Linked DNA regions of Homo sapiens: region 2 is linked to region 1. Evidence: chromatin contacts called from ENCODE Hi-C or POLR2A ChIA-PET data. All regions are on one chromosome and are shown on one strand. The core of a region is the stretch at or near the end of the contact, and the rest is flanking DNA. Distances in the headings are between cores, read along the strand shown. Region 1 overlaps SLC38A10 (solute carrier family 38 member 10). Region 2 overlaps P4HB (prolyl 4-hydroxylase subunit beta).

The links. Hi-C counts contacts between places; a loop is a spot of excess contacts on that map. ChIA-PET counts read pairs that join two places held with the same protein, here RNA polymerase II (POLR2A).
Region 2: POLR2A ChIA-PET joins it to region 1 with 11 read pairs in A673. The contact joins two enhancer-like sites. A Hi-C loop is called at or near these places in 1 of 168 maps with a recorded cell type or tissue (breast epithelium). POLR2A ChIA-PET finds 5 or more read pairs at or near these places in 2 of 52 experiments (A673 and GM10248).

The regions. Positions count from the first base shown.
Region 1 is chr17:81,248,371-81,254,249 of GRCh38, reverse strand. SLC38A10 (solute carrier family 38 member 10) reads left to right here. Exons shown (of 16, transcript NM_001037984.3): 12 at 1,010-1,177; 13 at 1,567-2,055; 14 at 2,638-2,757. Among named protein-coding and RNA genes, the nearest start is that of NDUFAF8, 12 kb to the right of the region's middle. RefSeq lists an enhancer at 1,902-2,569. Within about 2 kb of position 2,730, at least 3 of the 41 ENCODE cell types and tissues checked have a DNase peak (open chromatin) inside an H3K27ac peak, as active enhancers do.
Region 2 is chr17:81,852,069-81,857,947 of GRCh38, reverse strand. It overlaps P4HB (prolyl 4-hydroxylase subunit beta), which reads left to right. Exons shown (of 11, transcript NM_000918.4): 3 at 2,362-2,495; 4 at 2,669-2,806. Among named protein-coding and RNA genes, the nearest start is that of P4HB, 5.5 kb to the left of the region's middle. RefSeq lists an enhancer at 1,972-2,471. Within about 2 kb of position 2,472, at least 3 of the 41 ENCODE cell types and tissues checked have a DNase peak (open chromatin) inside an H3K27ac peak, as active enhancers do.

The DNA of each region.
Region 1 (5,879 bases), core at 1,481-3,980:
TTTCTTCTCCTATGGGAGCTGGTGAGGCCCCATCTGCTGCTCTGAACTGGACTCTGTGTGAATTCTTCCTCAGACAGCTTCACCTGAGTCCCCCTCGGCTGCAGCGCCTGTCTCAGTGGACATATGGCCTTGCTGGGACAGGGAGGTGGTGATGGCGGTGGTGGTGGTGGTGACGGAGGTGACGACGATGATGGAGGTGATGGCAGTGACGGTGGAGGTGACGGTGATGTAGGTGATGATTATGGAGGTGGTGGCAATGATGCAGCGATGGTGGTGGGGATGGAGATGGTGGTGGTGATGACGATAATGGAGGTGATGGCAATGATGGTAGGGTTGGCAGTGATGGTGGTGATGGTAGTGGTGATGGTGATGATGATGGTGATGGTGGTAGGGATGGAGATGGTGGTGATGATAGCGGTGATGGTGATGATGGTGACGGTGATGATGATGGTGATGGTGGTAGGGATGGAGATGGTGATGATGGTGACGGTGATGATGATGGTGATGGTGGTAGGGATGGAGATGGTGATGATGGTGATGGTGATGGTGATGATGGTGATGTTGGTGGTAGGGATGGAGATGATGGTGATGATGGTGATGTTGATGGTGGTAGGGATGGAGATGATGGTGATGATAGCGGTGATGGTGGTGGTGGTGGTGGAGGTGACGGTGATGACGGTGATGATGGAGGTGATGGTAATGGAGGGGACTGTGGGAGAGTGGGTCGGTGGGCTCGTGCCGCCATCTGGTGGTAATGACTGAGTATTACATGGAGTCTAGTTCTCCCTGCCCCCAGTTAGGTGTAAATCGCATTTTGACATATTTTTGTTGTGAATACACATGAAAAATGACAGTTTTCTGTGCTACTTAGCTGCTAATGATCGAACAGGAAAAAGAAACTGCTTTGACTCTGCCATTTGGCTGGAAAATATGGTAACAGTCCAGGGAGAGCTGCCCCGCTCCTGGAGCTGCTTGGCAGTGCAGTTCCCTAACTGTGCCCTGCTCCCAGCCCAGGATCCGGTTGTGGCCGTGGCTGAGGATGGCCGGGAGAAGCCGAAGCTGCCGAAGGAGAGAGAGGAGCTGGAGCAGGCCCAGATCAAGGGGCCCGTGGATGTGCCTGGACGGGAAGATGGCAAGGAGGCACCGGAGGAGGCACAGCTCGATCGCCCTGGGCAAGGTGCTGGGCACTGGCTGGGGGTGCGGATGGGGAAGGGCGGCCCCGGGTCCTCCTTTGCAGGCTGGACACCCTGCGGGGTGGCTCTCAGGGCTGTGTGTATCTTTTTCCCTTCAGCCCAGCCTAAGTTCTGGTCCTTTTTGTTTTCTCTGTCTTTCAATTCAGATGAATGTCCTGCCCCTCCCAGAGCAACTTGTTTGCAGCTGCCCCTGTTGAACTTTAGCATCAGCTGTGCTTGGCCAGGCAGCAGGGAGGCCGGCAGGGGAGGTGGTATCTGTTGGCCTGTGTCACACTGTTGGGAGCCAGAACCCAGGGAAGAACCCAGTTCTAATTCCCTGGGAAGGGAAGGAGGGGCCTCAGCCTGACCCCATCTGTCCCCCGTGCCCTTGCAGGGATTGCTGTGCCTGTGGGCGAGGCCCACCGCCACGAGCCTCCTGTTCCTCACGACAAGGTGGTGGTAGATGAAGGCCAAGACCGAGAGGTGCCAGAAGAGAACAAACCTCCATCCAGACACGCGGGCGGAAAGGCTCCAGGGGTCCAGGGCCAGATGGCGCCGCCTCTGCCCGACTCAGAAAGAGAGAAACAAGAGCCGGAGCAGGGAGAGGTTGGGAAGAGGCCTGGACAGGCCCAGGCCTTGGAGGAGGCGGGTGATCTTCCTGAAGATCCCCAGAAAGTTCCAGAAGCAGATGGTCAGCCAGCTGTCCAGCCTGCAAAGGAGGACCTGGGGCCAGGAGACAGGGGCCTGCATCCTCGGCCCCAGGCAGTGCTGTCTGAGCAGCAGAACGGCCTGGCGGTGGGTGGAGGGGAAAAGGCCAAGGGGGGACCGCCGCCAGGCAACGCCGCCGGGGACACAGGGCAGCCCGCAGAGGACAGCGACCACGGTGGGTGTCAGCCTGGGCTCGTGTCGGAAGACACTCCCCTCTTGGGCTGGGGAGGCTGGGCAGGGGCAGCAGAATCGATGGTTCCTCCCTCAGTCCCCAGTCTCTCTCCCTGCACCAGATTAGCATGCAAATGGAGCGGGCCCCGGCAGCTGGTGGGGACAGGAAGAGGCTGGTGGCTGACAGCTACTGTAATATCTGTCACACAGTTGTTTGCCAGACCACTAAATGTCAGGTGCCGCGCTGTGCTCGTGTGTCTGGGCGCACACGGGGGGCGGCGCGGGGGGCGCCTGACAGGTAACACGTTGTTAAGTGCCCGTCTAAGAGCTGCTTAGGACAGTTCTTGCATTTTAATTGCGAAGGCAGTTACCATTGGCTCATTGCCACAAGCCTATGAGGTTGTTAAATATTTTTTTATTGCTTCGCTAGTAATCATCAGGTTGAATATAAACTGTGCTGACGGGGGTGTCACTTTAGAAACATCTGCCACTTCCTTTTGTCCCGCCCTTGCCTTCTGTCCCCCAACCCCCCAAACCCTCCCTTGACTTTCCTGCAAAACCTTCTGAGTCTTCACCGTGTGTGCAGGTGGGAAGCCTCCCCTCCCAGCGGAGAAGCCGGCTCCAGGGCCTGGGCTGCCGCCCGAGCCTCGCGAGCAGAGGGACGTGGAGCGAGCGGGTGGAAACCAGGCGGCCAGCCAGCTGGAGGGTAAGGCCTCCGCCCTACAGCCGCCTGCCTCAGGCCCAGGGAGCGGCAGCCCCCTCCCCCAGCCCTGGGGTGATGCCCAGGTCATCCTCGGGAGCCCTGCCAGGCCCCCCTTCTCTTTCCAGCCGCCTGCTGAGCAGACCCCTCGGAGAGCTTTCTGCTCCCTTCCCATCAGCAGCTTGCTTTCTGGGAACCTTTTATCTGCCTTACTCCCCTTTAAACACCTGCGGCATCGTCACATGGCTTGTGATTACCGTTTTATCTCCCTTGCTCCCCTTTAAAACACCTGCGGCATTGTCACTTGGCTTGTGATTACCATTTCGTCTTTAAAGCAGGTTTGTTAACAGTTTTAACACTCGGAGTATTTAAAGCCAGCCAGGTGTGGGCGTGCCTGCACCCAGATGTGGAGGTTTATTTTAAGGCTGTGCCCCAAGGGGACCCAGTTTGGGGGTGGCTGTGCCCGCCCTGGTCCTAGCATAGCCCTGGCCCAGAGCACTGCTCCCACACCCTCGGGCCTCGGAGCTCGGCTGTGTTCATCTACAGGGATCTGTCACCTGTCCCTCCAGGAAAGCTCCTTACGCCTTTGCTCTCCTGAGAATAAAACTTGCTCTGAATCCTCCTCCAAACTTCTCGCCCCTTGGGTCTCAGCTGTTGGCTTTTTGCGACCCCTCCTTGTGGCCTCATGCAGTTGGGTAGCAGCAGCCCCGTCTGTGAGCCTGCTGGGGACAGGCTTCTGTGCCATGTCCTCTCCCAGGCTAGGGGTCCACCCGCCCTCTGAGGGTGTGTGGCTGGGCCCCCGCTCACCAAAAGTCACGTGCATTTGGTGGCAGTGTCCAAGCCTTCTCTCAAGATGGTCAACCCTGCCCCATGCGGGGTCCACGTGTGCCTCAGCATTGAGAGGGTCTGTTCCAGGGATCTGTGTGGGGGTCGCAGGGCACAGCCGCTCCAGCCTCCTGTGCCAAGCCCCTGGGAGCAGGTGTGGGAGCTCCGGGCCAGCCCTGGCACGGGCACCTCCCAGGATGTTCGTAAGACACACGCTTCCTGCCCGCGCATCTTGCCCTGTGGCCTCAGGACAGCCGGTCCGAGGGAGGGCAGGTGCAGCAGCCACGTCCCAGTCGCTGCGGCCTGGCTTCTCCAGGTGCAGCTCGCCCTCCTTGCACCTGCAGCGCGGAAGGCAGAGCCAAAAGGCGCCCCCTGGGCTCCCGGAGCTCTGAGCCACTTCAGGAGTTCGGGCATGTGGGGTTTTGTCTCCGGTTTTAGTCTGGCCATGTTTGTTGGTTCCAATTCCTATGCTCTGTTACCTGAACCTGTTTGATTCTTTTGATTTTCTTCTTTCTGAAAAAGACTTTTCACGGTTTCCTATTCTGCCTTTCTTCCGTATGCCTCTCAACGGGACGAGCAGCTGAAATTAAAAAGATAGTAGCAGGTACGAACCCAAAGGAGTGTGCTGAAGTCAAGAGCCTGTCTGGCGGGCCACAGACCTGAGCGCAGCCCCTCGGTGGCACACCTGCCCCAGGGACAGCCCTGCATGGGGACACGTGTCAGGCCCCAGACCTGCGCACGCACCCAGGCTCAGCCACAGCCCCTCAGGCAGGGTCCCGATGCCCACTCTGCTCCCTTGTGTTACAAATGCCGTGGTCCTTCTCAGCCCTGCTGTGGCCTTGCCTGTCATCAGAGGGCAGCTGGTCTCTGCAAGCGTCTGAGTGCAGGCTGCTTAGGGCACCAGCCAAGGGGGGACGCTGCCTGCACTGCTGCCTCATGGGCCACCTTGACAGATCTGCATGGGTCTCAACAGGTGGGTGGCTTCGTGCCTTCTGCAGCCCAGTCCCCGTGGTCTTGGTGGGCTCTGGCTGTAGGAACAGCCTGTCTCCTCCACGGTGCTTCACATGTGTCCCACGTGGCTTCTGGCTGGACGTGGCATGGCTCCTTCCCCCCTCCCCCTCTTTTTTCCTCCTCTTCCTCTTCCTTCCTCCCTCCTCTTCCCTCCTCCCTCCTTCTCCCTCCTCTTCTCTCCTCCCTCCTCTTCCCTCCTCCCTCCTCTTCCCTCCCTCCTTCTCCCTCCCTCCTTCTCCCTCCTCTTCCCTCCCTCCTTCATCCTCCTCTTCCCTCCCTCCTGCTCCTCTTCCCTCCCTCCTCCTCCTCTTCCCTCCTTCCTCCTCTTCCCTCCTTCCTCCTCTTCCCTCCTTCCTCCTCTTCCCTCCTTCCTCCTCTTCCCTCCTTCCTCCTCCTCCCTCCTCCTCTTCCCCCACCTTCCTTCTCCCTCCTCCTCTTTCTCCCTCCCTCCTCCCCCTCCCCCTCCTCCCTTCTGTCTCCTCTTTCCTCCTCTTCCCAGCACCAGGCCCAGGGCTAGTCCTTTGAGGAGCAAGTGAGGCCATGGTGCCTGCTCTTTCGGAACCCTGCCCTGGAGTATGGGGAGGTGTCACCAGCACATGGGATCTCGTCCTTGTACCATTGACATTCCGTGGTTGAGCCCCGCAGCACCCAGGGCGAGCACGTGGCCCACGGCCGAGGTGGCTGGTCTGCCACCTGCACTTCCTCCTGTGAAAGGAGGTGTGCGGGAGACCTGCTCTGCCCGTCATGGCCTTTCCCTGCAGGCAGGCGTCTGGCCCGGGGTGCTAGCAGGGAGCAGGGGCTGCTGCTTGAGGGCCGGCCCCATGGCCCTGATCTCCTTGGAGCCAGCCCTGTCCCCCACATCCAGGGGTCTGGGCGAGGCCCAGGGCTGCGTTCCTGGGAGAATGCTGACCCTGCACTTCTCTGGCTGGTCATGGTGTCACCACTGGGGAGGCTGGGCCGGCACGTCAGTCTATGCCTGGCATGCAGGGCCGTCCCTGAGATATTTGCTCTCACCACTCACAAAACATCCTTCTCGCTCCTGGATTGAACTTTTATGCCTCACAGCCCTAACCCATCATTTTTCAAAGCTTCCTATAATAATTTGAAAACATCTTGTAAAAATGACATAAGTCACAGCCGCTTGCGGCAAATAACTGGCCAGTGTTGAAGCGAGTCAGACCGGGTGCTCCTGCACCAAGTGTGTGCCAGCCGTAACCCGGGCAGGCCTGTCCTCTGGCCCTTGCTGCAGGCACCAGCTCTTAACACGGGGTGCACTGGGGCTCCCCATCACG
Region 2 (5,879 bases), core at 1,223-3,722, 600 kb before region 1:
CCGTGGTTCTGTCACTAACACTCAGGTTTGCAGATGAGATGAGCACTCCTAAATCCACTTGTCACTGGTGACCGTCTTGTTAGCACTGGTGGAATCCTTCTACATCTGAATGGGGTTTTCCCGATTCGGACCAGGGAGTCAAGTTCTAGGAGGGAAAAAGGAGAGGCATCATTCCTTAGCCTCAGTCTCCCAGGAGGAGGAAGTTTCTTTCCTGTCAGTTGACCGCCTTTGGTGGCATAAAAGTGTGTCATCTTCTTCCTGGTCTGGGAGGCATGGAGGGTGGGCCATTGGCGAGAACTCCCGAAACGCCTGGGATAAGTTAGGAGGCGCGGGAGTCAGGTGGGCGGGGCGTCAGCCTGTTCCCAGAGGTAGAAAACTGGCACTGAGTTTTGAGTTACTGTCCACCTCTCTAAAATGAGGCCTGCTGTCAGACTCCTGGGTGAGAACATGTGTTTGATGGATGTACATGTCAAAGAAAATTTAGATAACGCAGAGGACAGGCTGGGTGCGGTGGCTCATGCCTGTAATCCCAGCACTTTGGGAGGCTGAGACGGGTGGATCACCTGAGGTCAGGAGTTCGAGGCCAGCATGGCCAATATGGTGAAACCCCCGTCTCTACTAAAAATACAAAAATTAGCCGGGCGTGGTGGTGCACGTCTGTAATCCCAGCTACTTGGGAGGCTGACACAGGAGAATCCCTTGAACCTGGGAGGTAAGGTTGCAGTGAGCTGAGATCGTGCCACCGCACTCCAGCCTGGGTGACAGAGTGAGACTTCGTTTCAAAAAATAAAATTTTTAAAATGCAGAGGGCCATCCTGGGCAACATGGTGAAACCCTGTCTACAAAAAATACAAAAATTAGCTAGGGCTGGGCACAGTGGTTCATCCCGGTAATCCCAGCACTTTGGAAGGCCGAGGTGGGCGGACTGCTTAATCCCAGGAGTTTGAGACCATCCTAGGCAACGTGGCAAAACCCCATCTCTACAAAAAATAGAAAAATTGGCCGGGCATGGTGGCTCACGCATGTAATCCCAGCACTTTGGGAGGCCGAGGCGGGCGGATCACGAGGTCAGGAGTTCAAGACCAGCCTGGCCAACACAGTGAAACCCCGTCTCTACTAAAAATACAAAAATTAGCTGGGCATGGTGGCGGGCGCCTGTAATACCAGCTATTTGGGAGGCCGAGGCAGGAGAATCACTTGAACCTGGGAGATGGAGGTTGCAGTGAGCCAGGATGGCGCCACTGCATTCTCCAGCCTGGACGACAGAGGTAGATTCCGTCTCAAAAAAAAAAAAAAAAAAGAAGAAACATTGCTGGGCGCAGTGGCTCACCTCTGTAATCCTAGCACTTTGGGAGACCGCTGAGGCAGGTGTATCACCTGAGGTCAGGAGTGAGACCAGCCTGGCCAACATGGGGAACCCTGTCTCTGCTAAACATACAAAAATTAGCCGGGTGTGGTGGCGGGCACCTATAATCCTAGCTACGCGGGAGGGTCAGGCAGGAGAATTGCTTGAACCCGGGAGGTGGAGGTTGCAGTGAGCCGAGATCACACTATTGCACTCCAGCCTGAGCAACAAGAGCAAAACTCCGCCTCAAAAAAAAAAAAAAAAAAAAGTTAGTTGGGTGTGGTGGCACATGCCTGTGGTCCCAGCTACTTGGGAGCCTGAGGTAGGAGGATTGCTTGAGCCCAGAAGTTCGAGGTTGCAGTGAGCCATGATCATGCCACTGCACTCTAACCTGGGTGACAGAGCAAGACCCTGTCTTCCAAGAAAAAAAAAAGGGCTGGGATTGGTGGCTCATGCCTGTAATCCCAGCACTTTGGGAAGTCGTGGTGGGCAAACTGCTTGAGCACAGGAGTTAAAGACCAGCCTGGGCAACGTGGCAAAACCCCGTCTCTACAATAAATACAAAAATGAGCTGGGTGTGGTAGCGTGCATCTGTACCCCAGATACTCAGGAGGCTGAGGTTGGGAAGATTGCTTGAGCCCAGTGGGTGGAGGCTGCAGTGAGCCAAGATTCTGCCACTACCCTCCAGCTGGGTAACAGAGTGAGCCCCTGTGTCAAAAGAAAAAAGAAAATGCAGAGAGATCAGAGAAAAAAAATGGGTTTGTGATCCTGTTATTCAGAGACAGAATCACCCTCTTCCCTCTCCACTCCCCATAAACACAACCACAGTCTCACGTACACTGGGGTTTAGGAGGCGGGCGGACGGCACCGGGCCTCTTCCATGGTGGGAGAACATCTTACTTAGGTTGATTCAGGTGTCCTCAGCCTGGCTGGCAGAGAGCAGAGACGGGAGCAGGCGCGGCAGGGCAGGCGGCACTCCCTGTTTGAGAGTAGAACCTACATTTGTTTGGGGTTAGCTGGCAGAGAGGCTGATGACATCGTGAACTGGCTGAAGAAGCGCACGGGCCCGGCTGCCACCACCCTGCCTGACGGCGCAGCTGCAGAGTCCTTGGTGGAGTCCAGCGAGGTGGCTGTCATCGGCTTCTTCAAGGTAGAGACCAGAGCATTCCAGTCTTCCTTCCTTCCGTCATCCATTGAGGAGGGGTCCACAGCCTGCAGCTGGCAGTTCTGCACGTGTCCCCCCTGGCCTGGGCTCTACAGGGTCTGCCCTACTGCTTGGTGCTGCGGGATCATGACGACCTCTGCTTCTCCCTCCTCATTCAGGACGTGGAGTCGGACTCTGCCAAGCAGTTTTTGCAGGCAGCAGAGGCCATCGATGACATACCATTTGGGATCACTTCCAACAGTGACGTGTTCTCCAAATACCAGCTCGACAAAGATGGGGTTGTCCTCTTTAAGAAGGTGAGTGGCCCCAGGCAGCTCTGCCCAGGTTAGTTCTGGGGTTGGTCTGCAGAGGGTGGCGTTGCTCTCCTTATCGTTAAGGGAACCTTGCTCCTGGCACCTTTGGCCCAATAGGTATGTTCTGCAGCTTTGCCAAGTTGGGGTGTTGCGCTGATGCCTGTGGCCTGGTCTTCGCATTCAGCTGTGGGCTTTCTGGCCACTCTCCTGCCACAGCCGCCTCAGAACTGCTTTTGACTGTTAGCTTTTTTTTTTTTTTCAATTATGATAAAACATGTAACAACATTTGCCCTTTTTTTTTTTTTGGGAGAGTCTTGCTCTGTCACCCATGCTGGAGTGCAGTTGCGTGATCTCGGCTCACTGCACCCTCCGCCTCCTGGGTTCAAGTGATTCTCCTGCCTCGGCCTCCCGAGTAGCTGGGACTACAGGCATGCACTACCATGCCCAGCTAATCTTTGTTTTAGTAGAGATGAGATTTCACCATTTTGGCCAGGATGGTATCAATCTCTTGACCTCGTGATCCACCCACCTCAGCCTCCCAAAGTGCTGGGATTACAGATGTGAGCCACCGCGCCTGGCCCCGTTTGCCTTTTTTTTTTTTGAGATAGGGTTTCTCACTCTGCCGCCCAGGCTGGAGTGCGGTGGTGCATTCTTAGCTCACTGCAACTTCTGCTTCCCAGGCTCAAGTGATCCTCTAACCTCAGCCTCCCGAGCAGCTGGAACTACAGGCGCGTGCCACCACGCTGGGCTGAGTTTTTGTATTTTTTGGTAGACATGGGGTTTTGCTGTGTTGTCCAGGCTGGTCTTGAACTCCTGAGCTCCGAGTGGTCTGCCTGCCTCAGCCTCCCAAAATGGTGGGATCACAGGCGTGAGCCACCGCGCCCGGCCACGTTTTAACTATTCTAAAGTATTAACTACATTCAGAGCGTCCTGCAGCATCCCTATTTCCAGAACGTTTTCCTTACCCAGAGGTCTGGAGTATTGGCGCTCTGGGCGTGTTCCCACCCAGGTGGCACCCACACTTCGTATGCCCCTCAGCCCCAAGGGCATTATGACCCCTAAGGATCCACTGTGAAAACTGCCATCCTGATCCCGCTGTCCTTCTCCTGGGGAAGGGCTCCTGGACAGTGTGGCCTCTTAGCCGCCTCTCCCCGTTACCAGGACACAGCAGGGTCCTTGTTTGCACAGTGTCAAGATGGGGCCTGTGGGTTTCTATTGTCTCTTTTCTCGGTCACCAGGCAGGTGGGGCTGGGGCCGCACACTTGTGCTCTAGGGACAGCTGAACCTGGATGTGGGTGATGGTGGGTTTGTGCCGCTCAGAGCCAGGGTAGTGTGGATAGGAGAGAAAGTCTCGGGAGAGGAGGGACCTGGGGAGTGAGGGGCAGGAGGGCGGCCGGGGGCGATCGGACCTTCAGCTCCTGTCCTGTGTCGTTTCCAGAGGGGAGAAGAACCTTTTAGACAGCAGCATCATAAGCCAAACGGTCAGACGGGCAGCCTCTGGGATTGGGGCTGAGTGGTTTTGGACACAAGGAACCCATTCACTTTCTTTTTTTTTTTCTTTTTCTTTTTTTGAGACAGAGTCTGTCTCTGTCGCCCAGGCTGGAGTGCAGTGGCGCGATCTCAGCTCACTGCAAGCTCCGCCTCACGGGTTCACGCCATTCTCCTGCCTCAGCCTCCCGAGTAGCTGGGACTACAGGGCACCCGCCACCACACCCAGCTAATTTTTTTGTATTTTTAGTAGAGACGGGGTTTCACCGTGTTAGCCAGGGTGGTCTCGAACTCCTGACTTCATGATCCGCCTGCCTTGGCCTCCCAAAGTGCTGGGATTACAGGTGTGAGCCACCGACCCATTCACTTTCTGTAGTAAGCACGGAGCATCCAGCACTCCCCGGGACCAGGTAGGAGGGAGGGTAGAGCCAGCTTCCTGGAGCGCGGTGGTGCGGGTGGGTCAGGATGGCTTGCTTCCATGTTCTTGTTCTTGTCATTTAGCTGTTTTTGCAGCCACTTCCTCAAGATAACTCAAGACAGTAGATGCTCTTTACCAGGAGACATTCTCTTGATGTCCCCTGAAGGGAAGAGAGTTGCTAAATTAGTCTATTGCCATTGCAAGGTGCCCAGGAAATTAAACCTCTGACTAGAAAAAGCCAGTGAAGTGTTGGATAAAGTTGAAGGAACCAAAGGTCTTTTTAGAGCTTTTATTAAAGAGAAAGTTCCAAGTCTTGTCCTGAAACTTGGGTTCTGGGGCAGACTTTCTCCAGAGCCCACGAAACTCGCGAACCCTGTGTTGTCACACAGCCCACAGCTCCTTCAGTGCCCTGGATGTCTGCAGTGGCCGCTGTGACTCTATGGACAGTTTGGTGATATGTGTCCGCGAAGGCTGGGAGGGTGGTTTCGTTGCTCTTGCCTGCAAAGGCTCACACGTGGCCATCCATGTGGGCTCCCCACAGGTTAACGTTCTGTCTCCATTCTCTGGAGTCCACTAGAGCTGGGCACAGACAAACCCACTTGGGTTTGATGCCAGTTGGTGGGTGGCGCTTTCCTGCCCACTGAAGGTGGCTCAGGTGTCTGTGATGGCGAACGTGGTCGTTGCAGGCAGCTCCGGGCAGAAGCCCGGCCCCCTGTCCGGTGCACGTGGTAGGGGCTGCCCTGGAAGTCAGAGCTCACCCCGCAGCTGAGAGGATGAGTCCAACTTGTTCCTTTTCCACCAGGCTGTTAACCCCCATCCCTCAAAGTGAGTGAGGCCTTCCTGTGTGTGCAGTGGCCACAGTGGGCAGCCTGGCTGAGTCGGGTGCTCTTGTGTGGCCCGCTCTTGCCTGCTCTTCCCTTCCTTCCCTAGCAGGCACTGCAACCCAGGAAAACCTCTGCGGGGGCTGCTGGTCACTGGCACCATGGGTGTGAGAGCTTCTGATATTTCACTTTTTCTTCTCCCCCAGCTGGCAGCACTGGGCCTGTTATTGTTGTTTGAGAAAGGGTCTCGCTCTGTTACCAGGCTGGAGTGCGGTGGCACAATCACACTTCACTGCAGCTTCGACCTCCTGGGCTCAAGCAGTCCTCCCACCCCAGCCTGCTGAGTAGC